6 separate regions of the Homo sapiens genome follow, and all the other regions are linked to region 2. The links are chromatin loops, found by intact Hi-C in ENCODE. Cell type or tissue: HCT116. All regions are shown on one strand. Region 1 overlaps PCCA (propionyl-CoA carboxylase subunit alpha). Region 2 overlaps CLYBL (citramalyl-CoA lyase). Region 3 overlaps CLYBL-AS3 (CLYBL antisense RNA 3). Region 4 overlaps PCCA (propionyl-CoA carboxylase subunit alpha). Region 5 overlaps NALCN (sodium leak channel, non-selective). Region 6 overlaps NALCN (sodium leak channel, non-selective).

Evidence for each region. Peaks named below come from ENCODE experiments on the same cell type or tissue, not always from the same donor. Only the 100,000 strongest peaks of a DNase experiment are listed, where the experiment ranks them.
Region 1: it touches region 2 in a loop (10-fold over the local background); 81 of 110 quality-filtered maps call a loop at or near these places.
Region 3: a loop joins it to region 2, with 3 times the contacts of the local background. A loop is called at or near these places in 58 of 110 quality-filtered maps.
Region 4: it touches region 2 in a loop (9-fold over the local background); 95 of 110 quality-filtered maps call a loop at or near these places.
Region 5: a loop joins it to region 2, with 18 times the contacts of the local background. A loop is called at or near these places in 17 of 110 quality-filtered maps.
Region 6: a loop joins it to region 2, with 9 times the contacts of the local background. A loop is called at or near these places in 26 of 110 quality-filtered maps.

The regions. Positions count from the first base shown.
Region 1 is chr13:100,232,667-100,237,666 of GRCh38, reverse strand. It overlaps PCCA (propionyl-CoA carboxylase subunit alpha), which reads right to left. Exons shown (of 24, transcript NM_000282.4): 8 at 1,789-1,825. Among named protein-coding and RNA genes, the nearest start is that of PCCA, 150 kb to the right of the region's middle. In HCT116, a CTCF peak has its summit at 2,213 (motif pointing right); a DNase peak (open chromatin) is centred at 2,206.
Region 2 is chr13:99,654,131-99,659,130 of GRCh38, reverse strand. The region is part of intron 1 of CLYBL (citramalyl-CoA lyase); the gene reads right to left. Among named protein-coding and RNA genes, the nearest start is that of MIR4306, 14 kb to the right of the region's middle. RefSeq lists enhancers at 769-818, 829-918, 2,819-4,018. In HCT116, CTCF peaks have their summits at 290 and 2,836 (motif pointing left); DNase peaks (open chromatin) are centred at 2,840, 3,400 and 3,660; H3K4me3 peaks cover 1,070 bases; H3K27ac peaks cover 1,383 bases.
Region 3 is chr13:99,913,836-99,918,835 of GRCh38, reverse strand. All of the region lies in intron 1 of CLYBL-AS3 (CLYBL antisense RNA 3), which reads left to right. Among named protein-coding and RNA genes, the nearest start is that of CLYBL-AS3, 41 kb to the left of the region's middle. RefSeq lists enhancers at 4,466-4,965, 4,966-5,000. In HCT116, a CTCF peak has its summit at 2,139 (motif pointing left); a DNase peak (open chromatin) is centred at 2,145.
Region 4 is chr13:100,512,219-100,517,218 of GRCh38, reverse strand. PCCA (propionyl-CoA carboxylase subunit alpha) reads right to left here. Exons shown (of 24, transcript NM_000282.4): 22 at 1,652-1,792. Among named protein-coding and RNA genes, the nearest start is that of PCCA-AS1, 34 kb to the right of the region's middle. RefSeq lists an enhancer at 1-157. In HCT116, a CTCF peak has its summit at 2,189 (motif pointing right); DNase peaks (open chromatin) are centred at 2,208 and 4,618; H3K4me3 peaks cover 581 bases; H3K27ac peaks cover 300 bases.
Region 5 is chr13:101,099,309-101,104,308 of GRCh38, reverse strand. It overlaps NALCN (sodium leak channel, non-selective), which reads left to right. Exons shown (of 44, transcript NM_052867.4): 25 at 1-14; 26 at 970-1,137; 27 at 3,421-3,525. Among named protein-coding and RNA genes, the nearest start is that of LINC00411, 160 kb to the right of the region's middle. In HCT116, a CTCF peak has its summit at 2,562 (motif pointing right); a DNase peak (open chromatin) is centred at 2,568.
Region 6 is chr13:101,125,263-101,130,262 of GRCh38, reverse strand. The region is part of intron 17 of NALCN (sodium leak channel, non-selective); the gene reads left to right. Among named protein-coding and RNA genes, the nearest start is that of LINC00411, 180 kb to the right of the region's middle. In HCT116, a CTCF peak has its summit at 2,308 (motif pointing right); a DNase peak (open chromatin) is centred at 2,302.

The DNA of each region.
Region 1 (5,000 bases), 580 kb before region 2:
CTTTTTAAATGTAAAGATGTCTGACAGGATGGAATTAAACTATTTTAGAAAACTATCCTCAAAAGCCAGTAGGTATATTATATGCCTCTTAGGCAATGAGGAATACCAGTGATTTCAAACCATGAACAGAAACTTTTGATTTTTCTCCATAAAGAAACCACAGAATCAGTTCTATATAGTCCAGTTTATTTAGCAGTCGAGCAAATGTTCCTATGAAGTACTGATAGGCTTTTTGAAATGTTAATGATTCTGAAAAAAAAAATGAAGAGATGAGGTAGTCAGATAAAATAAGATTTTCTATGGTCTGGTCTTAAATCCAGGACCTATATCAATAAGATAGATTTTTGCAAAGCAAACAACAAAACACACTTAATGATGGGCAAAGCCCAAATAATTTAGACAGTACCAACTACAAACAAGGGTGCAATAAGCCAAACTGCTTTTCAGGTCACTAAAGACCTGCTAAGTTAGACTGTCCCATTTGCAAAGAACACGCTTACTAGTACAAGTGATCACTTCCAGACCAATAAGATATTTCTACATATCACAACTATATGAGCTTTGCCAAATCAAATGCTCTCTAGAGGCAGAAAATAGATCTAAATAATCTTAGTGAGAAAACAGGCCTACAGAAATGTTCGTGTGGCACGATGAGATGCTTGGACTGAGGCGTACAGGAATGCTGAGAAGACGCTGGGATCCCTACAAGCATTGCCTAATTTCTCTCATCTGTACAAATTTCTGTCAAATGTATACAATTACTGATTTGATTATTAAACCTGCAAAGTTATTTAACAATATTGTTAATCCATATAATAGCATGCCCTTACACATTTTCTCAATTAGCAGATACCAAAAATAGTTCTCATGACCGCCAAGAATATTTTTAAAATTAAAAAGTTGCGAGCCAGGGGCGGTGGCTCACGCCTGTAATCCCAGCACTTTGGGAGGCTGAGGCGGGTGGATCACCTGAGGTCAGGAGTTCGAGACCAGCCTGGCCAACATAGTGAAACTCCATCTCTACTAAAAATACAAAAAATTAGCTGGGCGTGATGGCAGGCACCTGTAATCCCAGCTACTAGGGAGGCTGAGGCAGGAGAATCGCTTGAACCTGGAAGGCAGAGGTTGCAGTGAGCGGAGATCGTGCCATTGCACTCCAGCCTGGGCAATGACAGCAAAACTCCATCTTAAAAAAAAAAAAGGAAAGAAAAGAAAAAGAAAAGAAATTAAAAAGTTGGGAAACACTGCCCAAATACAAGTACATGTAAAACAGCCATTAAAAACTCCTCCAGTCTACCTTTTATTCCAATTTAGATCATTCAGTTCTAATTTCCCACATCTATTTTATCTTTCCCATCTAACAAGATTAAGTTGATACCTAACATCTTAGCAAAAGGCAAAAACTTAAAGAACTATGTCACATATGGTATCTTCATTTTAATCCAAATGTTCTTAATTTTAACAAACCACATTCAACTATGTACATATAAATTGACATTAAACTTATATCCAATCTTTAGAATTCTTAAGACAATTCCTTCTTTGAATTAGCCTGTGATCTCATCTTACAAAAGAGTTATGTATAGTTAAGGTCAAATTACTCTTTACAGTCTCCTTTAATAATAGAATTTGGCAATTCAACTGATACATTCTTCCAGAGCAACAAGTAATCAAAATCTAAAACTATTAAAGTATTATTTGCTCTATGGGAATTACTTATTACCTGTTGACTCAACCGTATCTGCTGAAAGACACAGAAATCCTACCAAAGTTAATTTAAGGACTTACCAATTTCCCTTGCAATTCTGACAGCTTCTTCTGCATCCTGTAAAAGCAGGAAATGAGACTCAACATTAATCCCATGAGGCATTGCACAATGTCTTTAGGGCAGTCATATATTGCACTACTGTCTCCTCCGATTCATTTAATGTTCAATTTTACTACCTTCTAACCCTTTTCATTCAGAGAAATGTAAAATTAATACCATAAGTGGAATGTAAATTCTACCTCATCATTATTATATTAAGAAACTCAAAGCAGTTGAAATGAGCTGGCAGGAAGCACTACCAGAATTGCCAATGATTTGGTGCAGTTGCCGGAATTTAATGGCAGAATTTAGATGTTTACAATCAATACTGAATCATAAATCAGGTCATTAAAGCTTGTCCGCAGCCAGCTTGTTTCTGTCCAATATTATGTGTCATGTTTTCCTAGATTCTGTCAGCAGGGGGAGTTGATTCTCTATTGTTTGGGAGTAGTTGATCGATTTTGCAGAAATATGAAAGTTAATTTCCAGTACCTACAGGAATTACGAATTGTTCCAAAAAATCCTTTTGGTAATCTGCATTACCTTTTCTTTTCTATTGTTTCTTTCTTTTTTTTTTTTTTCAGGTACATATTTTATCTCTACAATTGTATCTTGTTACATAAATTAAAAAAAAACTTTAATTTCAACGAACCAACTACTGGAGGAAAAAACTCCAAAAAGCAAAAGAAAGAAAATACCTTCCTAAACAGTAAGGGGTAAAAGTTTATCCATTTAAGGATTAGTTATTGCTAAATATTAACCAATGCCACTTCTACCTCTAAGAAGATGAAAAGACAAAAACTTCCCTTGAATCTAAGTAATTTCACTGATCATTAACCCTCACCTAACACATCCAACACAGGACACTGCTGAATCATTTCCCCAAATAACAATAAAGATAATGTTGAAATCTAAGCCTCCTTCGTGTGTGTGGGTATGTGTGGGGTGTGTGTGTGTGTGTGTGTGTTTGTGTAATTCAGTGACACAAACTAAACTACCACAAAGACTGACAATATTGTTTTGAAACCACAGCTGGTAAGTGTGACTGAATTTTTAGAAAATGACTAAAATGCTGAAGTGAAGCCCAGTGTTTTTTAAGCTTTTAAGCTAATACGTTTAAAATGTAGAGCAACCATGTCAGAATCCTCCGAGAAGGGGGCGGGGGGGGATGTTTATAACTGGTTCACTTATGTCTAATAAAAAAAAATCTTCTTTAAAGTTCTTCAGTACCTAATAACATCCCCTGAATAAGGAGGTTGGCAGGGGAAGTTGTCAGAAAAATTTAATTTCCTTTCATTAGCCAGTCTGCTCCACAAATAGGTGCTTGTTAAGTTCAAAGGGGTCCTGAAAGCGACATCAGTTTTAAGTTGTTTTTTTTTTTTTTTACTCCAAGCAGTCACATCTGCTAATGAGATTTTCCAAATAACAATTGTTTTCAAGTCAGAGATAAATCTATATCTCCCACCCTATGCCTTCCAAAATCAAGGTTTACTGCTTTATTACACGTTGCTGTTTTCGCTGACCCTACATTCTCCAAACTTTAGCTTAAAGGGATGAAAATCCATGAAAAGGGTCATTTAAGAATGTTAGTGGTTTCCACACATTGAGTTGGAAGGTTCTTTGTTCCAGCCAGTGACAGTTATTGGAGAATACTTCCCCTTAATAGCCTCTCTGTCAGGAAGTGTTAAACCTGCCAAATGCGAACAATTAGTGCCTCTTGAACAAAATACAGGAAGAGTGATGGCTGATGAAGACTGGATTATAATAAACCTAGAAGAAAACTTTTAACATTTCTTTCCAACGTGATGAGAGAAAATAAACTGCTATTGTAAAAAGTTCATCACTTGAGAGAACTAACAGGCAAGTTTTAAAAGGTAATTCAAAAATTCATTAGACATATTTTGTCACTTATTTGAATATACATGTTATAGCTGGGTGTGTATGGATACATAAAGCCATATCTATATCTGACACAGCAAATTAAAAATTCCACTGCCACAAATCCAACACTTCTATAGCATGCCACAAAGCAAGCTTATCTTTCAACTTAACAGCATGCTAAGTCTTCTTACTATGAAAATTAGATTCTTCTAAATGAACTTTCAAATAAAATCAAGCTGCCTTAAAAATTAACTTTTCACTTGTCACTCATTCATCCAAAAATACTTTACTGAGGACCTATTATGCACTGGACATTAAAATCTCTATTACTGTTTCAATAATAAACTACTAAATATTATACACTCAGCCCCAATATGGTCTTTGAGAACATGAAGTTTTATTATCAGGCTCTACAAAATTACTTTTGAAGAGATAAAAAGCCCTATATAGCTCCAAATTCAATGGCACTAAGTGACATCACACTGTAAAGGTTGCCTATAACATCATAAGTTTAAAAAACTTTAATCAAACTCTGAATCAACTAAAAAAAGGACCAACAATCATCACAAAAGATTAAATTAAAAGCTCACAGAAAAACAGTTCCAGAAGCACAATATCTGTGCTCAGCCTTGCTCCTAATTACAGAAATACAAATTAAAACAATGAGATCTCACTTTTCCTCTAGCAAATTAAAATCTGATAATGGCCAGGATGACAAAGTTAAATACTTCTCATATTACTGGTGTCATAGAAAATGGGATAATCTTTTTAAAAAGAAATTGTCAGTATCTACCAAAAGTTTGAGGACACGTTATCTTTTGTTCTGAAATTTTACTCCTGGGAAGTCATCCTACAGATATACCCACATGAGTGAACACAGAGAGACATACAAAGAAATTCATTATTTTGAATTCGTTGGTGGTGTTTTAATAAGAAAAAAATTCTGAAAAACAATTTAGTAAGCCTTCAACAAAGGACTGGTACATCCATAAAATGAAATATTAGCCTTTAAAAAGAATGCAGTTGATCTATATGTTCTTATTCAACCACTTATACATTAATTCAATAACTATCTGCCCAGCAACACTACATGAAATACATCTTCTGCCTTCATGGAGCTTATTACAAACTAATGAGAGAAACAGAAAATAAACAAATCAATTGATAACTAAAATAAATGTTACATAGAAACAGAGTACTCAGGCAAGAATACTAGGGAGAACTTGTTTCAGACAGGCTGCTCAGAAAGGGCCCTTCTGGAGTAAAATTTTAAACCTAAGGATAAAGACATCTAGCCAGGCCAAGCACAGTG
Region 2 (5,000 bases):
GCATGCAACTAAGTACCAGCAAAGAGTAAATATTGGTTATGTTTAGGAAAGAGCATAAAAACAGATGTGATATAAAGTTAGACCTTTCACTTCAAAAAATACTAAGCAACTAGTTCTTTGCCCCTGGGGGAAAAATCTCTTTTAATTATGTAAAAAGTGAAGAGACGGTAGTAGGATTCTTTACCTTTGAATACTAAATTAGGAAACAGCAGCATCAAAGGCAGGCTTGATCTGTTTTGCCTGAAAAATTAATAGGCTTTACAAGTCCTTTGCAATGGAGTCTAGGATTGCATAAAAAAAGAGGCTCTGGTGACACCAACAGTCCCAGGAACAAAATGCAGCTGTGGAGGCGGGTTGGGGGTTGGGAGAGGGTTTTTGTTGTTTGGTTTTGGGGGATTTTTTTTACTTTTCTTTAATCAAAATGGATAAACCCGGCTGCCGAAACTCCGCAGAGAACCTGCTCTGCCCGAGGCTTCCTCCCCACCCCACCTCCTTGTTCCTGTCCACACCCCGCCCCGCTGCCTGTGGCCGAGGCCTGTCGCCGGGCTGGAGGGCCTAGCTACCCCAACTCCGCGGTTTCAAAGCGCAGAGAGTTGAAAGGAGGGGAGGCCGGCGTGGGGGAGAGGGACACAGGAGGAAAGGCCTCAGTCAGAGTCCCCGGCAGCCTCGGGGTTTCGCGATGGTTCCCTCCTGGTCCCTCCTGGAAGTGGGAGGCGGACCCTGCGCTTTGCAGCAGAAACTTTCTGGGAGCCTGGAAGACTTGTCACCCAGTCCGCGGTCTCTCCAGCAGTGGGAGGAGCGCTGAAGGTGGTGATTACTATCGACAAACCTAAAATTCTTTCTCTTGAGAGCTCCCACACTATTCACCCCGAGTGGGCCTGCGGATGAAGCTGCTGGTGCCAAAAAGGGTAGGAGGGGGCGCCATGGCAGTCCCCTGCCGGCGGCCCCTTATGAAACCGGGCCGGTTGCTCTGCAGAGCGCACGCAGGCGGCCTTCTGCTCGCACATCGAACTGGCATCCTCGTCTTTTGTCCATGACGTCCCTGTGCCCCACTGCTGCAGCCGAGAGGGACCGCGGCACCAGCGGGCAGGGAGGGCTGGCGCGCCCCGCCAGGTCAATAGCAGGAAACTCCGAAGGCAGGGCGAGGAAGGCACGGGCTTGGGTTCTGCCCCGGACTGCGAGGAAACATGGAGACTCAGGGCGAGCAGCTCCTAAGGAAGCCGACTTGGCTTCTGTTCCTGGGAAAAGCGGATCAAGAAACTCGCTGAAGACCACTATTTACAGATGAGCCACAGCAGAGCTGCTTAATTCACTCAATAACAAACCTTAATTGCTCAAAACAAAGCAGCTAAGTCTCTTTAGAGTGCTTCAAAGGCCCTTCACATTGTAACTTGCAGTATAAAATGTATGCAATATTTCCAAAAAAGAAAAAAAATTCAGAATCAAGGATAAAGTTAGAACTTTACCTTAATCTTCTTTTAAAGAGTTTTTTTCCCCATCTCCCCCTCTAATTAGGTCAAAATTTAGATGTTATTATGATCTAACTACAATCTGTTTATTTTACTGCCTTTTTAAAAGAAAAGAGACATTTGTGCCTTAATCCTAAAAAGCCCCAAATCTGAATTTAAAAGAATAACATTATTGGACAATTATATGGAAAGTCAAGAAAGATTTTTGAAAGAACTATCAAAAGACAATATTTATATAGAATTCAAGCATTAGCGGTGAGCCTGACACAGCAAAACCATTGTATTTTCCACTAGTTTTGTTTTGCTCTATACAGCTGTGTTTTCACAGATGCAAAGCCATGTGTCTCCACCAAAAGGTTTAGCCCTCCCTTCAGATGTGAATGCGGATCAAAGGTTCAAACGCAGAAATACAAGATCCTTTTCCCTTTGGAACATGTTTTTATTTTTCTGCAGTGGCTGCAAACCAGAATTTCCATCTGTTGTCCTTCTGCAGTATACAGGTTAACCTTAACAGTGGGGCTCGGAGCACTGTTATCTCAGCTAAGAAGTGCACAGATGAAGCACGTCTGCATGTACCATCAGAGCAGCTCCCCAAGATGTCCACGCAGCTAAGACAGAATTGAACCAGGCAGGAGCAGAATCCATTTTAGTTGACATATAGAAATTAATTTTCATTTCTGTGCAACATCAGAACGGATGATGAATTTAAGATGGGGTTTTGCTTTCACACCACATGCACCTTGGTAAAGATAACATCAACCATGATTTCCTGTCTGTCCCTCCTCCTTCCTAGAGCCAGCAGTATGCAATAAGACATTTTGCATTTGAATCTCAGCTTGCTGAAAATTCTCTAACAACAGAAAATGATTTGATAAAACAACTCATTAATTTTAAGTATCTTACAATTTACCAACCCATAATTTTGAATGGAAATTTTAAAAAAATTTGTTACCTATTAATCCTTTTAATAACTCATCCTCTCAATTTCCATTTCTTTATCAAACATACCCTCAGAGTGACTGAGAGAGAAACAGGTTTCTCTATTACCTACTCTAAACATGGATTTACTGCCATGTAAACATTGGCTTAGGAGAACAGTAAAAATGCGGCAATGCAGCTAACAAGGTGGGAGGCTTTGAAGGTATTTCTGCCAGGTTTTTAAGGTCACTAAATGTTAAGAGAAAAATGAACTAGAGAGGAACATATATATATACCTATCTGTAGACGATCAAGAGAGGTTAGAGGGACAAATGGCGGGATGACAGATACAAAGCTTTGGCTAGTTCATGGGGAGATTTTACAGAAGCCCAAAGTGGAAAGTGCCGTGGACCCGACTGAACACCAATGTGTGAGTGCCATCTAGTGGTCTGCCTAGAACTGCACCCTGGTCTACTCCCTGACAAACACGCCACCCTAAGGTCTGGGGGTTCTCCACCCCATTTCTCCACCGCATCCTGGCTCATTCTATCACTCCCAACCCTTCTATCCGATTACTGTACCTTTTCTGCTCTAATTACAAATAAACTAAAAAGCCAAAAAGCCTCAGAAAACAAAGCAGGAAGAGTGATAATCTCAAAGGTGGGGGTGGGTCTGGAAAAAAGGAAAGTGGCCTCACAGGTCTCCCCGCGAGACTGTCACAGAGCTGTGCAGGAAGGCTTAAAAGGGCTGGCTCCAAGACAATAAGGAATCGTCTTGACCGCACCTGCGAACCAGACTAAATGAAAAGTGCGCCCTGCCGCCTACACATGCCCTCTCTGTCCTCAGTATGTTAACCTTTCTGGGGGGAAATAATTAACTCGATGACTGGGCAATGGTTCACTCATCAATATCTCTTCCTAGGTGCTCTGTAAAGAGTCAAGTCCAATGTGACGTAGGTGGAGCTAGTGTTCATGATGTCAGGCCATCCCTGCCATCTGACTCACGGGCACCCAGACAGGGCCACGTCATCAGCTGACACCAGGTCCCACAAGCAAGGCCCACACAGCTTCCCAGGCTTCAAATACTTGCTCTGATTGTCAGCTTCATGGCAGATCAAGCCACCAATGTGTTATTTAGTGGGATGAAAGAGGACGCCACCCCAGGCTCTGCCAAGCACACCCCCTAGTAGCGCCCCTCCAGCCACCAAGGTGGCAACACAGCCTGGGAGAAAGGCCAGAGCCCACTGACTTGCATTTCTGTCCCAGCAACTAGAGGTTGCTGAGCTGTCTTCATTCCATGAGTCACACCTTTGCATGTGGGCACGTGAAAGAGCATACATCATCTTGCCAGTAACGAAATGCAACACCAGGCCAGGCGCAGTGGCTCACGCCTATAATCCCAGCACTTTGGGAGGCCGAGGCAGACAGATCATCTGAGGTCAGGAGTTCAAGACCAGCCTGGCCAACATGGTAAAACCCCGTCTCTACTAAAAATACAAAAATTAGCCGGGCATGATGGCAGGTGCCTGTAATCCCAGCTACTTGGGAGGTTGAGGCAGGAGAATCACTTGAACCTAGGAAGCAGAGATTGCAGTGAGCCGAGATCACGCCACTGCACTCCACCCTGGATGACACAGCAAGACTCCGTCTAAAAAAAAAAAAAAGAAAGAAATGCAACACCATAGTGCTGGGCCATCACTCCCATGGGTTCTTAGGCCTGGTGGGGAAGGGGGTTCTTCTTCTGATAGATCAGCCACTGCACAGAAAGAATGGACTTCGGAGCGCGATCTCGGCTCACTGCAACCTCTGCCTCCCGGGTTCAAGCAATTCTCCTGCCTCAGCCTCCCTAGTAGCTGGGACTACAGGCGCCCGCCACCATGCCCAGCTAATTTTTTGTATTTTTAGTAGAGACAGGGTTTCACCGTGTTAGCCAGGATGGTCTAGATCTCCTGACCTCGTGATCAGCCCGCCTCAGCCTCCCAGAGTGTTGGGATTACAGGCGTGAGCCACGGCATCCGGCCTGACATTTTAGTTTTGTTAAAATGCTACTGAATCTAAAGACTGTGACTTACCTTTCATCTGGCACATTACTGGCTTTGAGGTTGGAGGCTATGTGCTCTGCCCACCTTCATTTTCACCCAATACCCTGTACACAACAATCAAGTAATATGTAGATGATGGGATTGCTTTGGAGACCTTGATAGTGAGTGAAACTATGGTGAAATGGAAGCAGCATAATATGCTGGGAAAGAGAAGACTTGGGAGAAGAAGATTTGGGTTGGAGCAGCCCACCCTACCGCACTGGGGCTTGGGATGAGGGTACGGAGGAGGACACGAGCCCCAGCCAGCCCCTCCTCTTTGCCCCATATGTGTGGGACATGCCAGCCTGCACATCCAAGCTCCTGGCCTCACTCCCCACTGCCAGCCCAGCCTCAGCTACCCCTCAGGTCTGGGGTGCAAATGCTGCTACTCCACTCTCTAGGATGGACCCAGGGAGAGGTCCATGGATGCCCAGCTAAGGAAAACATTTCCCAGCCTCTCCTGCATCTGAGTGTATTCATGGGTCAAAGTTCTGATTGATGGGATGTGGTCAGGGTGAGCAGAAATATAGTGT
Region 3 (5,000 bases), 260 kb before region 2:
TGAATTTGGCTCTACGTGGATTCTGCGTAAGATTTAAGTGTCTTAGTTGGAAAAAGCCTCTGCATAAATGTGCACTGAGGAATATTTGTAACAAAGCTGGGAGCCAAGTAGGGAACTGGCATAGAGATTCTTCTAGACACATAGGCAAAGGATAGCTACCACAGAAAACGGGCAGATATGTGGGATTAGAGTGAGAGGGGTAATTTAGGCGATGAAATGAGCTGGTCTCTTGTACCACTATATGGCAGGTGAGGCAGATCCCCAAGATGAGGGTAGCGGTGCTTCTAGGAAGGGGAGACCACCACACCCCTGCCCTTTCTTGACAAAGTATACCAAGTGCAGATTACACTAGAGGGAGCCAGGCCGATGCCAAGCTTCCCGCTGGATGATGAAGGCCGTGGAGATGAGGAAGAGACACAGAGAACGAAGATGCCAGAGGGGTTAGAAGTGAGGAGTTTACTGTAGTGGGGCACACAGAGAAAATAATATTTGATGGCAACTGGGCGGCTCTTGGCAAGAGATGACCAGCTTGGAAGTCCCTGCCATTCCTGACCCAAGGGCTGTAGGGATCAGCAGCTCAGGCACACACCTGTAACCCATCCTGCACACTGACTGGGAAGTTCTGGTCTAGTCAACGTCAGAAATACATAGTGAAAAGCCAGGGTCGTGGAGCCCTTTGAGAATCTGATGGAAGTTATGGGCCTTCTCCCCAGAAAGCCCACAAATGTGACACACACATACAATTGTGCTCACTGTTTCAAGGGATTTATGAAAATGCTCATCTACTTCTTTAATTTATTTTTATTTTGAGACAGAGTCTCACTCTGTCACTCAGGCTGGAGTGCAGTGGTGTAATCTTGGCTCACTGCAACCTCCACCTCCCAGGTTCAAGTGATTCTCATGCCTCAGCCTCCCGAGTAGCTAGGATTGCAGGTACACACCTGCAATGCCATCATGCCTGGCTAATTTTTATATTTTTAGTAGAGATGGAGTTTCACCATGTTGACCAGGCTGGTCTTGAACCCCTGGCCTTAAGTGACCTGCCCGCTTCAGCCTCCCAAAGTGCTGGGATTACAGATATGAGCCACTATGCCTGGCCAAAATGCTCATCTAATTTTGGATCTTATGATAAGAACCTTGGTTGGAGATTATTAAAGAAAGGGTGTTGATGAAGAAATGAAGGCCAATTCACTTGAATAAATTCAGCAACTAGGATTTAAAAAGTCCATCTAAAGAAGGAGAGAATCACAGACTCTTAGGGCATTCAAAGGCTCCATAAACCTCTGGCTTTGGAAGTGGTTCAAATGCTAGGGATACCAAGCAGAAAATATCCAGGTCAGGTCATTAGATCCAAACAATCGAGCACATTGCAATGGTTGAGCAGATCGCTCGGCTCCGTGTTGGCTACTTTTTAAAGGTCCTGATGTTAACTTGGTCAGGATAATAATTTGGTAAATAGTCAATGGCACAAGTTTTATTTCTGTATCCCTCCTTCCAAACATTTTTCCCCGGGAGGGACCCTTCTCTAGTTTTCTCGGTATGCATGGCGGAATGGGGAGCGTGTGGTGAGGTGTGCTCTTGCACGGACTTCCAAGATTGACAGTGGCTGCCTGGGTACCTATTGTCTCAAGGACTCTGCCACCCAGTGCATAATCAGTTCTAAGCCACTCATCTTCACTTGCCCATATGCCCCCTGGAAGCACCCGTATTGCTGAAATGACATGTATCGAAAACAACGAGACAGTCAGGGCTCAACGCCTTACCAACTATTTGTGAACCAAAATAATAACCAGATCTCAAAAGACTAAATGGTGGGCGAGGGATGGAGCGTCAGTACTACCTTAGAAAATATGTGACTTGTGTTAGTTGAATCTCAGGTCTGACATCATGTGAAAGTGCTTTCTTTGCAAAATACAGCCTGGGGGGAAATTTTGCCAGTGTCTTGCTCTGGTGAGTTAATATGCATTTAACCAGTTTTATAACAGATTATTTACCAACGGGAACAGAATGCTTTGGCACGGGATGCCTTTGAGAGAGCTATTCTATTGCTCTGGCTAATTCCATATTTCAAAATAATTTCCACATACTCCTGGTGGATGTAGGTTCTCTCAAACTCTTCCCTCTACTGGTGAAATGGGAGAACTGGCAAGTAGGTGAGATTATGTTGCCCTCTGGTGTCTGCCAACCCAAAAGAAAGAACTAGAACTTAGGAAGGCGATGAGATGTAGAAGGAAGGTAGAAGGTGCTCCCCATCGGGAGAAAGATAAAGATGGAGAGGTTGGGGGATGAAGAGGGAGGAAGGGAATGAGCTTGGTGTCCTCTGCCCGTTGGACCTTCTTCTCTTGGGTGAGTGACAGGATTCCAACTACTCTTCCTGTCTGAGGAGGAAAGTGACACCTCCAGGGCTATTTGCCTGATGAGTCTGGGGCCTCTGTGATTTGTGATGGAGAAGTAGGCTCATCGGGGGGGTGGGACCTGGCCATTCTCTGCAGGGAACCGCTGGGGAAATGAGCTGGGTGATGGCCACCCATAGTCCCATCCTTCAGGTTTGGCTGAATAGGAGAATGTCCCTGGGACTGGGAGTGGGAGGGAAATAGCCCTTGTCCTTGGGGGAAACTCTTGGCAGTTATGACATTATTAAAAGTACAGGGATGGTGAAGGGGAATTCGCTGGTTGTCCACTGCAGGGGTCTTCACACCTGGTAGCAGTGGCCATTTTAGACTGTGGCCCTTTGGAGCTCTCTCAAGAACATCATGCCAGGAGGGCAGCCCCAGAGAGCATGATGGAGAGGGGGAATTTCTTCCCCCACAGGGAACTGAGTCCAGCCCTCCACCCTCAGAATGGCAGCTACTGCCTGAGGACCCACCTGTGTCTAGGATGGAGACCAGGATTTTCATTCTCCTTAGGGAAACCCACCAATAACCTCAAATGTACTTCTCATGGCCTAGCCTGGGGCACCCGGCTCCTCCCCTCTGGGCCCGTGTCTGGGCTTTGCCATGTTTGCCAGGCACCCGGGGGAGCAGGGTGTGGTGAGCCCAGCCAGCCTGTTATTACATCTTGTATCATCTTCTGATGTGCCTATCCTGTCATTGACTTTTGATGCCCTACACGAGAGCAGGCATTACATTTTCTTGCCACAAACTATGGCAAGTCTGTGGAAATTGTTGATAATTTTTCTTACAGAAAGACCATTGGCTGGGCATGGTGGCTCACACCTGTAATCCCAGCACTTTGGGACGCCAAGGCAGGCAGATCACCTGAGGTCAGGAGTTTGAGACCAGCCTGGCCAACATGGTGAAACCCCATCTCTACTAAAAATACAAAAATTAGCTGGGCGTGGTGGTGCACGCCTGTAATCCCAGCTACTTGGGAGCCTGTGGCGGGAGAATCGCTTGAACTCGGAAGGCAGAGGTTGCAGGGAGCCAAGATTGCACCATTGTACTCCAGCCTAGGGGTCAAGAGAGAAACTCTGTCTCAAAAAAAAAAAAAAAAAAAAGGGAAAAGAAACAAAAAATTGATGACTATTCATAGAAACTGATGGCAGCTAGGAGTAAAAAGGTGGGCAAATTTGGGCAGAGACACAGGGAGGCAGAGCGCTCCATCTTTGGTCAGGGTTAGTGGAGACCATGGAGCCATGGGAGGAAATCCTTTGGGTGCCTGAGCCCTGTGGGGCTGGGGAGGGGACCTGGTTACCCTGGTTTCCTGGAAGGAGGCTGTGGGGAGGCACAGGACGGGAGTGAAGCTGGGAAAAGGAAGCACCTTCAGCAGCAAGTTTCTTTTGTAGATTATCTTGGGTTTTTCAAATCCTAGTTCAAAAGCCAGTAAAGAGCCATGAGTGTTGGCATGTTTCTGTAGTCCCAGCTACTCGGGAGGCTGAGGAGGGAGGATCACTTAAGCCCAGGTGTTGGAGGCCACTCTGATTGTGCCACTGCACTCCATCCTGGGCAATAGAGGGAGACCCTGCCTTAAAACAAGAACAACCACACACACACACACAAAACCAAAAAACCCAAAGCCAGTAAAGCTGGGATTTCTTTTCTTACTTCCTTTTTTTTTTTTTTTTTTTTTGACAGAGTCTCGCTCTGTTGCCCAGGCTGGAGTGCAGTGGCGAGATCTCGGCTCACTGAAACCTCCGCCTCCCAGGTTCAAGCGATTCTCCTGCCTCACCCTCCCAAGTAGCTGGGATTACAGGTGCCCACCATGCCCAGCTAACTTTTGTTTTTTTAGTAGAGGTGGGGTTTCACCATGTTGGCCAGGCTGGTCTCAAACTCCTTACCTCAAGCGATCTGCCCGCCTTGGCCTTGCAAAGTCTGCTGAAATTACAGGCATGAGCCACTGTGCCCGGCCAAAACTGGGATTTCTGATGTAATCCCCAGGCTGACAGAACTCTTGAGTGAAAGGGGGATAATGGTCTAGCACTTAGCTCCCAGTAAATTCAAAGTATAGTTATTGAATGAATGAATGAATGGAATATTGCAATTGATTTTGTTATTGGTTTTTGACTAGAGGGTATGTATATGGATGGTAAGTAAGAAGAGAAAATGGGAAAACCGATTTTGTTTTAAAAAACTGTATGACCACGTAGGAAACATAGGTTCAGATTATAGTTGTGGAAACTCTGCAAGACTAGGAGATGTAAAAGAAGGTTAGAGTGAGGAAAGAAAGCCAGCAGAATAATTTTCAAAGATAGCTAATTCATGGATCTGTAAATTATTTTATTTAATCTTCATGCAACTGAAACAGAAGCAGGCATAATAATTTTGCAGGCAAGGCAGTACACAGGGGGTCGGGCCAGCACCTCCACCAGGCACTTGCTGATTCCCTCCTTGGTATTTTCCCTACAGGTGAAACCAGCTTAGGCTAGTGACTATGAATGTCCGGCGTTGACTTTTAGGGAAAACACGCTGCAGAAGGACATCCTGCACCCTCCGTGGGGTGGCGGGGGGGGTATGATTCCCCCCATTTGCTGAGGTGCCCGCCAGCTGGGCGATGCCTTTGAA
Region 4 (5,000 bases), 860 kb before region 2:
CTGCAGTCTCACCCTCTTGCCCTCCAGGCTTGAGGCAGGAGTGGTCTCCCTCATCCCTGCCCGCCCTCCCTCCACTCCGGTTTGGATTCAGGTGTTAGAAAAGGATTTAAGGAAAACACTTACTTGAAACACACACACACACACACACACACACACACACACACACACACACGATTTTATAATTAAAGCCACACAATTAGGAGTGGAAAGCTCAGGCTGGCAGTATACAGACTAGATAGATGCCTTCCAGAAAAAAAACTTAAGAAAAATGAAAAAAACAAAACAAAACCCTTATATTGTTTACGAACCTACATATCTAGTCACTAGAAGATTCCACTGACAGCTCTGATAATGTCACGTGCAAGTGAACGATTCTTAATGTCAAGGCCACGAGACTATCCTCTTACGACCCTAACTCTGGAGAAGGAAGATGTCCTCCCCTGAATTTTACACACATTACACACACACACACACACACACACGTAATTTTTCTTATGGCCTCTCCCAAATCCTTAACACGTGGGCATTAGACAGTCTTAAAGAGGGCTTTCTTCCAGGAGTATCAATGCTTTCACAGCAAACAACAATTCACAGCCACGTAGCCTCTTTTATGCCTTTCTGAAAAAGTGGACAGTTCTATTTCTGTATCACCAGGTAAAGCAGCTGTTAAGTCGGTTTTCTAACTTCGCATATTAGTTTCAGGGCTGGTCATTCAAACAACTAAAACTGATCATGTTTTCTTAATATTCACATTTATTGCAAATACTTTTCTAGAAGCCAATGCCAACTACCTGATTTTTTCCTCAATGTTAAGCAGATATTTTATCTGTACTATTGAGAAATCAGGAGGCACTAAAATGTAAGTCCCAGTGACCTGAGATACAAAACGGAATCACCACCTCATCCATGAGAGACAGTCATGTCCGGATGCTATTTTCCTGCACATGAATAAAAATGCAAGTATTTAAGTGTACCTGGAAATCTGGTTGCCTCCTAAATTGTTTTCTTTTCACTTTTGCTGCTCATCAGTAGAGATTTCTATCCATGTTCTAAGAAAATGTGTGCATCCTATCAATTCATCCATGTAAGTTATCTCGAGGAAATAATATAGCTTTGATTTGTGCTTTAATGTCACAAGATCAAGATGAAAAACTTCAAACTGTGATGCTACATTTTATTTACCAAGTAATGGAAGTGCTCTGGTACTGTACAGATTGCAGAATTAACCTTTCCTCAACTCTTCTTCCCAATTAGACATTTGTTCCAGGAATCATGCAAAAAGTTCCTCATCGGAGTATTATTCCCTGGCATGACTTCAATGGATGCTTTGAGCACAGCATACTAGAGAGTAAGCAGCACTTTTAAGGAAAGTACTTCCCAAAACACTGCATTTGCAAAATGATGGAATGCATCTGGCCTTCTTTCTGCTCCACTCCCAGATCATTTGGGAGGGGAAGCGCTGAGGGTCCTGGCACCAACGTAATGCAAACGTGAAACAGGTCGACAACACACGCAATCGATTTTGCTGTTTAGGGGGCGTCGGTTAAGTAAGAACTGCAAAGAGCCGAATCGTGCTGTGCCGTTAGCCGTCGCTTTGGAAGGGGAAGTTGGAGACCAGCATGTCCTGCAGAGAGACACACACAGCCCTTACCGCGTCTCCAGGCTTGACAGAGACGGCCACCACCACTCCGGGCATCGGGGAACGCAGAACACTGCTTGTGTCCTCAGTCACTTTTTCCAGCATAAATTTGTTCAATTCTGCGGCAAGTCTGGTTAAGATATTCACCTTGTACTTAAGGGAAAAACAAAACCAAACCATAAATGAGTTTAAATGAAATTTTCCTCAAAAGTAGCATTCATTCTAAATCAATTTTTAGCTTTTAAATTCAAATTACAGTAAGAGCCTTAAATTCAAATGGTTCTCAATTGCTGCACACATCAAAATATATTTGTTTCTGTCATATATTGAGCTATTTCAGAAAGTTCTTGAAATAAGGGCTATTCCAGTTATTAAAATTAATCATTGATAAGTATCATCCTGTATCTTTAAGAAAAACATCTCAAAACGTTATAAAGAAAACTGAGAATTTTACTTGTATTCCCTTCACCACCTACAAACTTATCCCTATCAAGGAAAATCCCATGAGCTGGGCAGACCCAGGGGATGGAGGAGGTGACATGTGGACAGGCGCCAGTAGATGGCAGCAGATGGCTGTTGCAGCTTCCCACAGCCCTCCAAGAGCGGCTGCACTACGTATCAGTAAGTTAAGACAATGGGGTTCAGTGTTCATTTTGGGCAAAATAGTATTTAAAATTCCATTTTTTCAGTGACAGAAAATGTTATATTCATGACTGAAAACGTTGGCTTTTCTTAAAGGCACTATGTAGTCTTTCTGATGTAACAAGATGGTTAGGAAAAGATGCAAGATAATGAGAAAGCCTTCTGCACTGAGAGACAATAACATCAAGATGTTATAAACACTGATGGAAAATACGCACAGACAAGTATATTCATGGCACCTTCTGTAGGTGGCTCTCAAACAATCGGGCATATTTAGGGCAGTTCAGTGAAGCAGAACATTTCAAAAAAGAGAATTCCTATCCTCTCCGTGAATAAATCTATGAGCCACAATTTGGTCTATCCAAACAGAAAAAAGATAAAATGGTTTGAGGAAGTGTCTCTTGGTGAAATTGGAACCACCACCCGAAGGTTCTGGATCCCTACCAGGTCTGATTTCTCTTGGGTAAGAAAGAAGCAGCAGTGAGACAGCTCCATTTCATTCAAAAAACCTGCTGTAACTCAAAGCCTCCTGTGGGCATCATGATGGCAGGGATGCAAAAACAAAATATAATTCCCCCTTTAATTCTGCATGGGGACGGCGGGAATCTCTAAGTGCCTCTTCACAGGGCCTACTGAAAAGGGTGGGGGCAGAGCTTTGATGGCCTAAGTTCCAAGTGGATTTGCGACACTGTGACAGGTTGAATAATAACATCTTTTGCATGTTTCTTTACTCCTGAGTGTGTGTTTTGCAATCAAGACATAGAAGCGTCTGCCAGTTTCTGAAGGATATGTTCCTTAAGTGAAATTACAGTGCAAATAAAAGCTTTTTGCTCCTATTAAAATTCATCTGAGTCATAAGTGGTGAGGGAAAAAGCGAGGAGAGTGCACGCTGCTGTCAGTCTAATAAACATTCTGGGCAGAGGGACTATTTATCAGTGAATTGTACCTCCAAGTCCTTCATTAAATCAATGGGGGAAGGTGTGGAGGGACAGAGAGGACTATAATTGGACCAAATTGCACAGTTTTCCTATCTGTGCTGTCTGCAATGGGGGAAAAAATCCAACATCACTAGAGGCATCAGAGTCAACAAAAAAGTTACTTTTCTAGTTGGTATCGCCCTGAGCTGCGCCTTCTGTGTGACTGACTTACGACGTGCCTTGTTCAGTTTTCAGTGTAGCACACAGATCTATTTTTTTCTTGTTTTGCAGAATTCGACTTCAAAATATGAAGCCTAAATTCAGGAAAAGTATCTTCATTCGCTGAGAATATGATTTACCACATTTCCCCACAGTGGATATACTCCAAAAACTAAGTTTAGTTATATCACAGATCAGCCTGCATATGAACGAAGCGCTAAGACTGTATTTAGCTTCATTTCTCCCCAGAAATTACAAGATTCTGACGAACACTGGATCCTTTTACTATTTTTATAATTTTCATCTTTCAGATTCCTTTCTCTGTAGGACTCCTGCTTTGCTTGGAAAGAGATGTAAAAGAATCACAAACTCAATGCCTTTAGATGCAGTCTTTGTTACTGATGAGATGTTCCTTTTCCTTTTGTATTTGTTTATTGTTCTTAAATCTGTTTGGGGGATAAGTGACTTATTGTAATAGCAAGTAAAAAATAACAACGGGGTAAACTCCTCCAGAGAGGCCTTGGTGCAAATAGTTGGTTTAGAAATGACCTTTCTGAATATAAAAAGAGAAGACAGAGAGAGATTCTCTTTTTAAGATTACCTTTGATGTTGTCCTGAGCCCGTGAGTGTACCACACAAACACGCCTTCTTAAAACAGCCTCTCAGCTGGCCTGTGCTGTGCTGCACGGGGCGCGTGCCGGGATGGGGCCCAAGCAGGGTGCAGCGTAGGGGCCCATCAGAATGAACTGCCTGGTGAGAACCGTAAAAGCTTTTTGATGCCCCAGAAAAGAAGTCATTTAAGAATGTACACCAGGGCCTTCCAAGCTTCTGATCAAAACTGCTATTTACTAGCATCTCTGGATTCTTTGGGGGCACAGAGAGCCAATGCTTTGTGAGACTTCAGGAATGTGCCCCTACCTGGACCGTGGGGTACAAGCTCGGTTTCACCGTGGGCATTTAACTATTCCTCAAGGGTTGTGCGAAACTCCCTTAGAGAGTTTTGATTTTAAGTTTTTGTGGTTGTTTTCAAGAAGATAAATCACAAAGTTGATGTTTGAGGGTAGGAATCCAAGACTCTGAAGGCTTGTGGACAGGACAGAGTAGTAGGATCCCAGAAGCAGCCAGGTTTTCCCGCTGCCTGGGTAGGATGAGGGAACATGCCAGCGTGGGTGACAGGCAGCTGCCTGTGGGTGGGGCTGGGCTGCCATGGAGCCGGAAGATGACTCGCTCCAGTGAGCTCGGGGCTGGTCAGTGCGTGGAACTTCACTCCGCTGGCTTAGGAAGGTGTTCTCCAGACCACACAGCCAAATGAAAAAAAATGTTCTTGAAAAACAGCTCACCACGTAAGTGAGAACAGAACAGTTGCTCTCTGGCTTGGCCTGGTGGGACTCCTCAACCCACACACGACAGTAATGGGAGGGAATGAGGTGTTATCTAAGGACTGAATGACGGAAAGGTGACCCGAACCCGGGTCTCTAAGCAAATTAATTTTATGGCCTCTACAGTGTGAAATCATGTCTAACAAGAAAATTTCTCCCAAAAGATTAAAAGAAAGAAAGAAAAGGAATCACAGCTGACATGAA
Region 5 (5,000 bases), 1.4 Mb before region 2:
TATTTATATATCTTGTAAGTCTTTGCTTATTGCCTAAATGAAAAATGTAATGGTTTTGTAAAATCTCCTGCATTTCTTGGTATAAGCGCAAGAGGTATGAGTTACAGAGGCTTAGATTCCCTAACCGAATTCTTAAATGGACTCTAGAGTAGTTCATTATATGCAAATAAGGGCCATGCATGTAAAATCTAAATTAAGAGCATCATAAATATCTATGGATAGTTATATTGTTCAAATACACTAATCACAATTTTATGTATGAATGAGACATACATTAATAAGGTCTAACATGGCAAATCTAGTTTGCATCCCACAAACCTTATGGCTTCTATACTAAAAAAAAAAAGTTTGCCTCATATAAACCATGTTATTGATTATGAGCCCCTTATTGCTGAAAGCAAACTAAAGTGATTGTGATTGTATCTCTCTCCTGATTCCATTGCATAAAATACCTGGCTATAGCAGTTGCCCATTCAACTGTCTAGTAAAACTCGCTGGAAAACCATAGAAATGGGCTCAGAGAATTTTTTATTTTTCCTGTATGTCCAAGGAGGCATGAAATCAATGTCTTTGCAGAGACAACAAGGAGAATTGTGATCATTAACAAGTAGCATGTTGCAGGTCATTAATAAAATAGCAGTAACCTTGATAAAAGGAATTCCAGCCAGATCGACATCAGTGGAGCCTCCAGAGTAGTAAGTTAAAAGAAGAGGCAGAACGCACTGGTGTACACACACACACACACACGGTGTGGACACCCCCATTTCTTTCCTGCATACACATGATGACTTTCCTTTGAGGTACCTAGCAAGTCTAGATGAGGTTTGTTGTTTAAAGTTAACAGATGGCACGTACAACCAGTGAGTGGAATCTCTGCTAAATGAAAAGTTGTGGCCAGTCGGCTGTCAGAAAATGTAAATAGTAGGGGATGAATTGTATAAATTCCAGAGATCATTTGTTCCCCTTTAGGTGAGCTTGATATTTCTTTGTTGGATGCCTCAAAATGTACCTGCTGAATCGGGAGCTCAGCTTCTAATGGTCCTTCGGTGCCTGAGACCTCTGCGCATATTCAAACTGGTGCCCCAGATGAGGAAAGTTGTTCGAGAACTTTTCAGCGGCTTCAAGGAAATTTTTTTGGTATGTGAGAATTATCCTTTGATTCCAGTTCACAGTAGTCCACCTCTAATGCAGCTAATGAGGGAAAAGTGAGTCTTGCTTATTGAGGTCAATTCAATAGTTTTGGTTATTGCCAGAGGGTAATGGAGGCACTAACAAAACACAATGCACCTTCAAACACTTTACTCATGGGCACTTCTGGCGTATGAGTTTATTTAATTCACCTAAAGAGAAGCACTCTGAGATTTGAAAGAGTTCCTATCTGCTGACTCTTTCGGTACTAACCTCTTGACTCTAATTCCTACTCTGGGTTTTAGTTTCCTCCCATCTGAAAATGAAGGATAAGAAGATTCAACACTGTGTACTCCACAAATGGGATTAGGAATTCATGCTTTTGGGCTCCTAATCTCATTCTGTGTGTTCCTGAAATAATATAGCACAGAATTTGTCTTTAGATCTCAGGAGTGTTAACATAAAACAACTTTAAAAATGCAACATATAGGTATAACCCACTTCAATTAACTTCAGCATTACAGTAATGAGTGATTACAAAGATGATTGAGGGGGCAAAACGTACTTTCTAGCTGGGCAAACATTGATTTAGGGTCTTCTGAAAACAAGGTCAGAGATAAAACAACAAGAAAGAGGCTCATTGTTCACAATCTGTTACAGAAAGATCTTTGCCTTACAAAACAGTGATCAAAAGTTTTTTTTATTATTGATGAGGTCTGCTTGTGCATGAGAAGCATGAATTAATTTACATAGGCTTGTTTTGTATCTTGCTTTCTAGAGACTTACCTGTGATGAGAAAACAGCTGTAGTTGTAGTTGACACAAATGTATTTTAAAGATAGATTGTGATGTTACTAGAGGTATATATATCATTACTGACTTTTTTTTTCTTTTTTTTTGAGACAGAATCTTGCTCTGTCGCCCAGGCTGGAGTGCAATGGCGCAATCTCAGCTCACTGCAACTTCCACCTACTGGGTTCAAGAGATTCTCATGCCTCAGCCTCCCAAGTAGCTGAGACTACACGCATGTGCCACCACTCCCAGTTAATTTTTTGTATTTTAGTAGACACGGGGCTGCACCATGTTACCCATGCTGCCCTTGAACTCCTGACCTCAGGAGATCCACCCACCTCAGCCTCCCAGTTGCTGAATTTCTTTTTTAAGATGGGTTTAAAAATTCTTGTTTTCTTTATGCAAAGCCATAAAACAGTGACTCTTCACACAGCTGGAATTAAAAGAAAATATCACCTGACTGCTAATGTATATGAATCTTTTGATCAATAATAAATTTTAGAGGAGAATTTGTGCCTTTCCCTAATGGTGGTCAGTGTGATTTTAGTACACTTAGGTATATGTTTAGGTTATTCAACCAGTGCAGTTCACTTGTTCCATATTTTGCCCTCTGCCACTCGTCTCTGCTGAGACCAAAGAAGTCAGCCAGCAGAGGGAGCATGAGTTAATTAACAGATTTGCTCTTCAGGACTGAATTCTCTCCTCTCCTCTATGCATAGAACATTCTCCTAACGCACACCTTCACAGTTACAAGACAGCTAAGCCACTGTCCCGCTCATTTGTGCTCTGCTAATAAAAATATGAATCCAGGCCAGGCATAGTGGCTCACGCCTGTAATCCCAGCACTTTGAGAGGCCCAGGCGGGTGGATTGCCTGAGGTCAGGAGTTCAAGACCAGCCTGACCAATATGATGAAACCCTGTCTCTACTAAAAATACAAAAATTAGCTGGGCTTGGTGGCGTGTGCCTGTAGTCCCAGCTACTCGGGAGGCTGAGGCAGTAGAATTGCTTGAACCCAGGAGGTGGAGGTTGCAGTGAGCTGAGATTGCACCATTGCACTCCACCCTGGGGGACAGAGTGGCACTCCATCTCAAAAAAAAAAAAAAAAAGAAAAAAAAATAAATATATATATGTCCATTTGGGAAAAAATAGACAAAATATAATTACTTAAACATTTTTTTCCTTTGTTCCATTAAATAAAAAAGATCAAGGTGTTGATTTTAAAGTCAGAAAAGTTCAAGCCATATCAAAAATACCTTATTCCATTTTCTTACATGAAATTCATGTTTCCATTTAAAAAATTCAAAGCTTGTTAATTTTCTCCTTTTGACCTTCCAGTAAGGCTAATTGTGTGACCTATGGTGGAGAAGTTAAAATATATCATCAAAAACCCATGATTTTTATACAATGTTATCTTAGAAGTCCTATTTATGTCACTGTTTAAACCAAACCTAATATTTAGTCTTTAACAAGAGATTTAACATTTCATCAATTTCTTTCAGGTCTCCATTCTTTTGCTGACATTAATGCTCGTTTTTGCAAGCTTTGGAGTTCAGCTTTTTGCTGGAAAACTGGCCAAGTGCAATGATCCCAACATTATTAGAAGGGTAAGATGTATCTTTCTGTCTTTTGAAATAAAAATTAAGGGCCAAGTGTGGTGGCATGTGCCTACAATCCTAGCACTTTGGAATGCCAAGGAGGGAAGATTACTTGAAACTGGAGGTCAAGGTTGCAGTGAGCTATGATCTCACCACTGTACTCCAACCTGGGCAACAGAGCGAGAGCCCTGTCCCTAAAAAGAAAACAAAATAATAATAAGGTGTTTACACTCCCTTGGCAAGCATGTGGTACCAGTGGCTGACAAGCCTAGTTTAAGAACTCCCTATAAAACCCTAAGAATTCTCTTCCCACAAACCCCTTTTTGCTTAAGCATGTGATATGTCTCTTCTGGCTAGAAAGGTTAATAAGATGAAAAGCACACCTCAGAGAATGTCACTCTTCCCTCCTATTCCAGTGTCAACCCACTGTTGACAACTTGAGTGTGGTCACCCAAGATTCCAGCTGTTTACAGCTGTAAGCTTTGGATACTTTCCCTTGAGGTCTTAGCTAACTTGATCCTTCCTTTGTTGTCACATAAGACTCATATCAGCAAACAGCCCCATGCAAAAATGTCCAAGAAGCAGCGTTTGGTTCTCACCACTTTTTATTGCTTCCCCACTCTCAGCTTTCTCCCCATTAGAAAGCCAGTGCCTTTACATTAGCTCTAGCTGCCCAGAATCTCCCTCTTTATGACAACCAACAAGGACCTCCACAAAGACCCAAACTTGAATACTTGCACTACGGCGTTTCTTTCTCTTTCTTCAGTCATTGGTTATAAGGGAAGGCTAGCTGCTGTAACAAGCCCAATATTTCGGTAGCTTCACATAATGAAATGTATATATTGCATCTTGGATCAGTTGCAATATATACATTTGCAATATATACACTATATACAGCTCTCCTCCAAATGACCACTCAGGGACTCACATGCCTTCTATCCTATGCCGCCACCCTTTGCCATGTCTTCAGAGCCTTCTTCAATGAGCTGGAGATAACAGTGGAGAGCCATCTCCAACTGAGTGGGCTGTGGGAGAATCTGCTCCACCCACATTCCTCTGTAAAGAGCAGAGATACTGCAAGGGGGGCTGGAATTTAGTTGTGTGCTCCAGAAAAATAAAAGGGGGACACAGTTTGGTTAATAATTAGACAATTTTTGTAATATCATAAAGTGTCCCATTCTCTTAGGATTCTTATGTTACAAGTAAATTCATAAAGTAAACCAACCACTGCTGATGTATAAACTAGAAAAGCATTTTCTCTTTGATCCCAATAAAATGATGCCTCAGTTCCTAAATGTATATCTTCAAAAGGCCTACTAGACCTGAACTACATTATTTATTTCTAGCAAATATGGCTATCTAGTATAGATTTTAAATGATACAAATTGTTCTCTAATTGTGACAAAATACAGGTAACATCTTTGTTCAGCCAAAATACATTATAAATTATATTAATAATGAGAATTTGAAACAAAGGCCAGACT
Region 6 (5,000 bases), 1.5 Mb before region 2:
AGACTATTGTCTATGAAATGTGAAATAAAACTGAGTCACTGTTGAGACAATCTAATTCTGGCATCCCTGGTGCTCTTGATAATCAAGAGTGCTCTTTGTGGAGAAAAAAGGAGATATAGATATCATATAGAAAAGCTTAGGTAAAAATAAAAATCCTAAAGAAAACGTGGCACGTATACACCATGGAATACTATGCAGCCATATAAAAGAATGAGCTCATGTCCTTTGCAGGGACACGGATGAAGCTGGAAACCATCATTCTCAGCAAACTAACACAGGAACAGAAAACCAAACACAGCATGTTCTCAGTCATAAGTAGGAATTGAACAATGAGAACATATGGGCACAGGGAGGGGAACATCACACACTGGGTGCTATCGGGGTGGGGGGCAAGGGGAGGGATAGCATTAGGAGAAATACCTAATGTAGATGACGGGTTGATGGGTGCAGCCAACCACTGTGGGACATGCATACCTACGTAACAAACCTGCACGTTCTGCTCATGTACCCCAGAACTTAAAGTATAACTAAAAAAAAAAAAAAAAAATCCTGGGTCATGAATTTAAATTGAAAACATCAGAATAAACCCAGGCAAAATATTTGAAACAGTGACCAACTCCATAGCAGTGAGCATCTATGGGCTCTAGATATGTTCTTGAAACACCATTTTTCCAATTTTCCAATAAGTAAACCAGGGCTTCTTGAAGAAAATGGTTGATTTTGAATAGGAAGTGTACAAGCTGACCTTGGAGCATCTTGTCATACTAGGAACAAGGAAGCTTTGTCAAAGACTACGAGGGTCATATAAAAAGAACCTACAGACTGACCAACTTGAAAAACTCCCAATGAGCACAGTAGAGATAATTTGACTAACAGTAAGAAATGGTAATTGACATGGACTGAAATCCATTAAACATTAAATAAGTTTAAATCTTGAGTTCATAATGACATTTTTTAAATAGTAATTGGTTACCTTGAGCGATGATAGAAAATCAACCATGTAAAATTAATAAGTAAAAGTCGATAATCAAGCATTTATCTTGGCTTTTCCATACCAGTTTTGCTACTGGGTAACCAAATAATACAGGAGGGAAAGCACCTCATTATAAAACTATCCCAACTAATAAATGAAAAAGAAATGACAGTTTTGCAAACGGAATGAAGTCAAGGGATCTAAGAAATGAACATCAAGACCCGTAACATCACAAAAAGAAACACACACACTCTGTTCCTTTCGATGGAAGAATCTGACACCACCTATGGCCTTGCCAAAGGGATGAAACCAGAGTCTGTATGATGAAACCTCTGGATCCAGCTGCCGATTTTCAGAAAATAGAAGACAGAAGAACGTGTTGAACTGTACCAAGAGTGTGCTTTCAGCAAAATCCAGACTCTCTCTTGGCTGGGTGCGGTGGCTTACTCCTACAATCCCAGCATATTGGGAGGCCACGGCAGGAGGATCACTTGAGCCCAGGCATTTCAAGACCAGCCTGTGCAACATGAAGAAACCCCATCTCTTAAAAAAAAAAAAATGTTACTTAGCTATATGTGATGGCACACGCCTGTAGTCCCAGCTACTCAGAAGGCTGAGACAGGAGGATCGATTCAGCCCAGGAGGTCAAGACTGCAGTGAGTCATGATAATTCCACTGCATGCACTCCAGCCTGGGTGACAGAACGAAACCCTGTCAAAAAAAGAAAAAAAAAAATCCAGACTCAAAAACTATAGGTCAAATGGCCCAGGTTTCTCTATTTTAAGGGGAAAAAAGGGTAACATGTAGATTAATTAGAAGACATCGCCAAAAAATCAGCAAGATTCATACATTGGAATGTCTTTCAGGTCCAAATTATTCAATCACAAATAACTCTATGGGAATTGAGTTGAAGCTTTTGAATTATGTGTTAAAGTATGTAATTCTGGAAACGTGTTTTAACTTAGAAGTTCAAGACTTAAAATATCTCTATATTGTTGATAATTTAAATTTAATTTACTTGTTTTGAGTTATTAATTCTGTCAAAGAATTGTTATCTGAGGCAGTTGGATGTTTTCAGTTTCCAAACAAAACCGAAGAAAATCTTCTTCAACGAATCTTTGACTTTTTTCAAAGTAAACTCCTTGTAATTCCATCATTCATCCCCTTCCTTTTTATTCCCACATCTCTGATATGTTTACATCCAGAATGAGCAATTACTGGCTCCTTTCATAGCTGTAATTTACAATTTCAGATCTGAAATTACTCATCATGAAATGGATCTCTGTATTCTTTGTTTTGCTAATTATTTCAGGTGATTGTCAGTATCTTCTAGAGCCAGAAGAGGGCACTGCAGAGCAGTGTAGCTCTGAGCTCTTTATGTTTAGCACAGTCTAGGAATGCCCTTTGCCAAAAAAAATTCGCAAAGCTTTACTATAGAAGTAAGAAAAAAGAAGGGAATAACTAGATAATCACTATAGGCCTTCTTTATTTAGTAGAAAAAAGAAAGTATATAACGATCTAAATACATATCTAGGACATCAAATGTAATATCATATATATATGTATAAGTAGATGAAAGAAGACATATATATGTGTGTGTGAGTCCTTTCCTTCTTTTAAGAACATCCCAAAGGCCAGGTGTGGAGGCTCACACCTGTAATCCCAGCACTTTGGGAGGCCAAGGTCGGTGGATCACTTGAGGTCAGGAGTTTGAGGCCAGCCTGGCCAACATGGTGAAACCTCGTCTCTACTAAAAATACAAAAATTAGCCGGTGTGGTAGTGCATGCCTGTAATCCCAGCTACTAGGGAGGCTGAGGCAGGAGTATTGCTTGAACCCAGGGGGCGGAGGTTGCAGTGAGCCGGGATCACACCACTGCCCTCCAACCTGGGCAACAGAGTGAGACTCTTTCTCAAAAAACAAAACAAAACAAAAGAACATCCCAAAGCTAAATCTGATGTTTTTCTATTATAATATTGATTCTCCTGCTACCTCTGGCATTAGTTATAAAAACAGTTCTCAAGTACTCTCCTGTATGAATTAATACTGTATTTTGTCTTAGTTCAAATTCAGGACAAAGGCCATTCAGTAGCCTTTTAGCAATCTTGTGCAGGGCAGAAATCATTTAGGCAATAGTGTACCAGATATTATCCCAAAAGTTTTTCCTAACGTGAAATTGCAGGGGCAGTAGATAAGTGATTGGATTCAGACTCTCATCTTCCACTGAAGGAAAGACAACTAACACATGTCATTGTCCTTTCAAGATGAAATAAGAGTTGTGGAATCTGGAGTCCTCTCTTAAAACTCACTGTCACAGGACCTCTGTGCCTGGGTCTGTCTCAGGACTATGTGTGTTCTTAGGTGTCTAAAGAGCAGATGCTCCACGATGATGGGGCCACCAGCTGAGTCTTCCATCTCCAAAAGCGGCTCCAAGCAGCTTTCCTTAGGAGCTGAGCTGTCAACTCAAGAGAGGTTAAATCCATGTCAAAAGTCAACTTTTGGCCGGGTGTGGTGGCTCATGCCTGTAATCTCAGCACTTTGGGAGGCTGAGGCAGGTGGATCACAAGGTCAGGAGTTCAAGACCAGCCTGGCCAATATGGTGAAACCCCATCTCTACTAAAAATACAAAAATCAGTCGGGCATGGTGGCGGGCACCTGTAGTCCCAGCTACTCGGGTGGCTGAGGCAGGAGAATCGCTTGAACCCAGGAGGTGGAAGTTGCGGTGAGCTGAGATTACGCCACTGCACTCCAGCCTGGATGGCAGAGCAAGACTATCTTAAAAAAAAAAAAAAAATTATGCCAAAAGTCAACTCTTTCAGGAGGGGAGAAGTAGGAAAGTTTCAAGATTTATCATTGGAAATAGCATGTATGTGCTACCAAGAAAATGGAAGTTCCAAATAGTTGGTATCCACTCTTGTCTCCTTGTCCATACATTAATTTTTCTCCTAAGAGTTCTAGTGAATAATGAAACCAATTCCGGTTTTTCATTTTTGAGCAGAAAAATGAACAAACCACCTTTCCTCATGAGGGGGAAATCACCAGTATGTTCAGTGATGCTGATCTTTACTACATATCTGCTGTAAAATATGAAAAGTGGATTGCTAGTTTTGATGTTATCTAGGTTATCATTTGTGACTAAAAAGACCTGTTTGTTACTCTGGTTCTTCTCCACTATGGCTTTATGGACACACTGACTGACATTATAGCATTTGTTCATAGCTTTGTTTGTAGAATGGGGTGCTGTGAGTTTGTACCTCAACATACCTAACCCTTGTTGAAAAGAAACTAACTAGGTGATCTATTTTTACTGAATACAGAGTTTTCTGTCTTCTGAGGGTTTTCTTTCCCCCCTCAACTTTGTTTGACACACAGTATGCCCTGTAGGGCTTCTTGCCTGGTTTCAAGATCTGGCTAGCACAGCACTTATACAGGTAGTTTGTACCAAATTAACTTGCCCTGTGCACACATGTCCACTTCAGTCCTTCACCCAGTACCGCCTTTGCCTCTAGGAATCTTAGCCTTCCTTCAAGGCCCAGTATAACCTCCACTTTTTCATTGAAGCCTTTGCCGACTAGTCCAGACTTGCTGTTCCACCGCAGAGAGCTCCAGCCCCTCTGATCTTGTGTTTTCTCCTTTACGTATCATCTAGCACTGTGCCATCTACTGCACTGTACTTGTCACTGATGATCTCATGTGTCCTACCCTTGTCTTCCTATCTAGGCTATTCACTTCTAGAAACCAAGAACTCCAAATTCTATTTACCCTAAATCTCCTATGGTCACTAATATCATGCTAAGTGCTCAGTAAATCTAATCTATTGATCAAAATGAACAGGTCTCAATTACTATCTTCAGTCTGACTACTGGAGTTACACTTTCCTGTTATTTATTATTTATTCTAGTTATTTATTATTGTGAATCTAGTTATTTATTTATTATTATGAGAACATAGTGGCCCATTTGCCTGTTTTCTCTTTGCCCTTCTTCTGCCTGCTTTAACTCCTTGTACACCTTCCACCAATCTAAAAT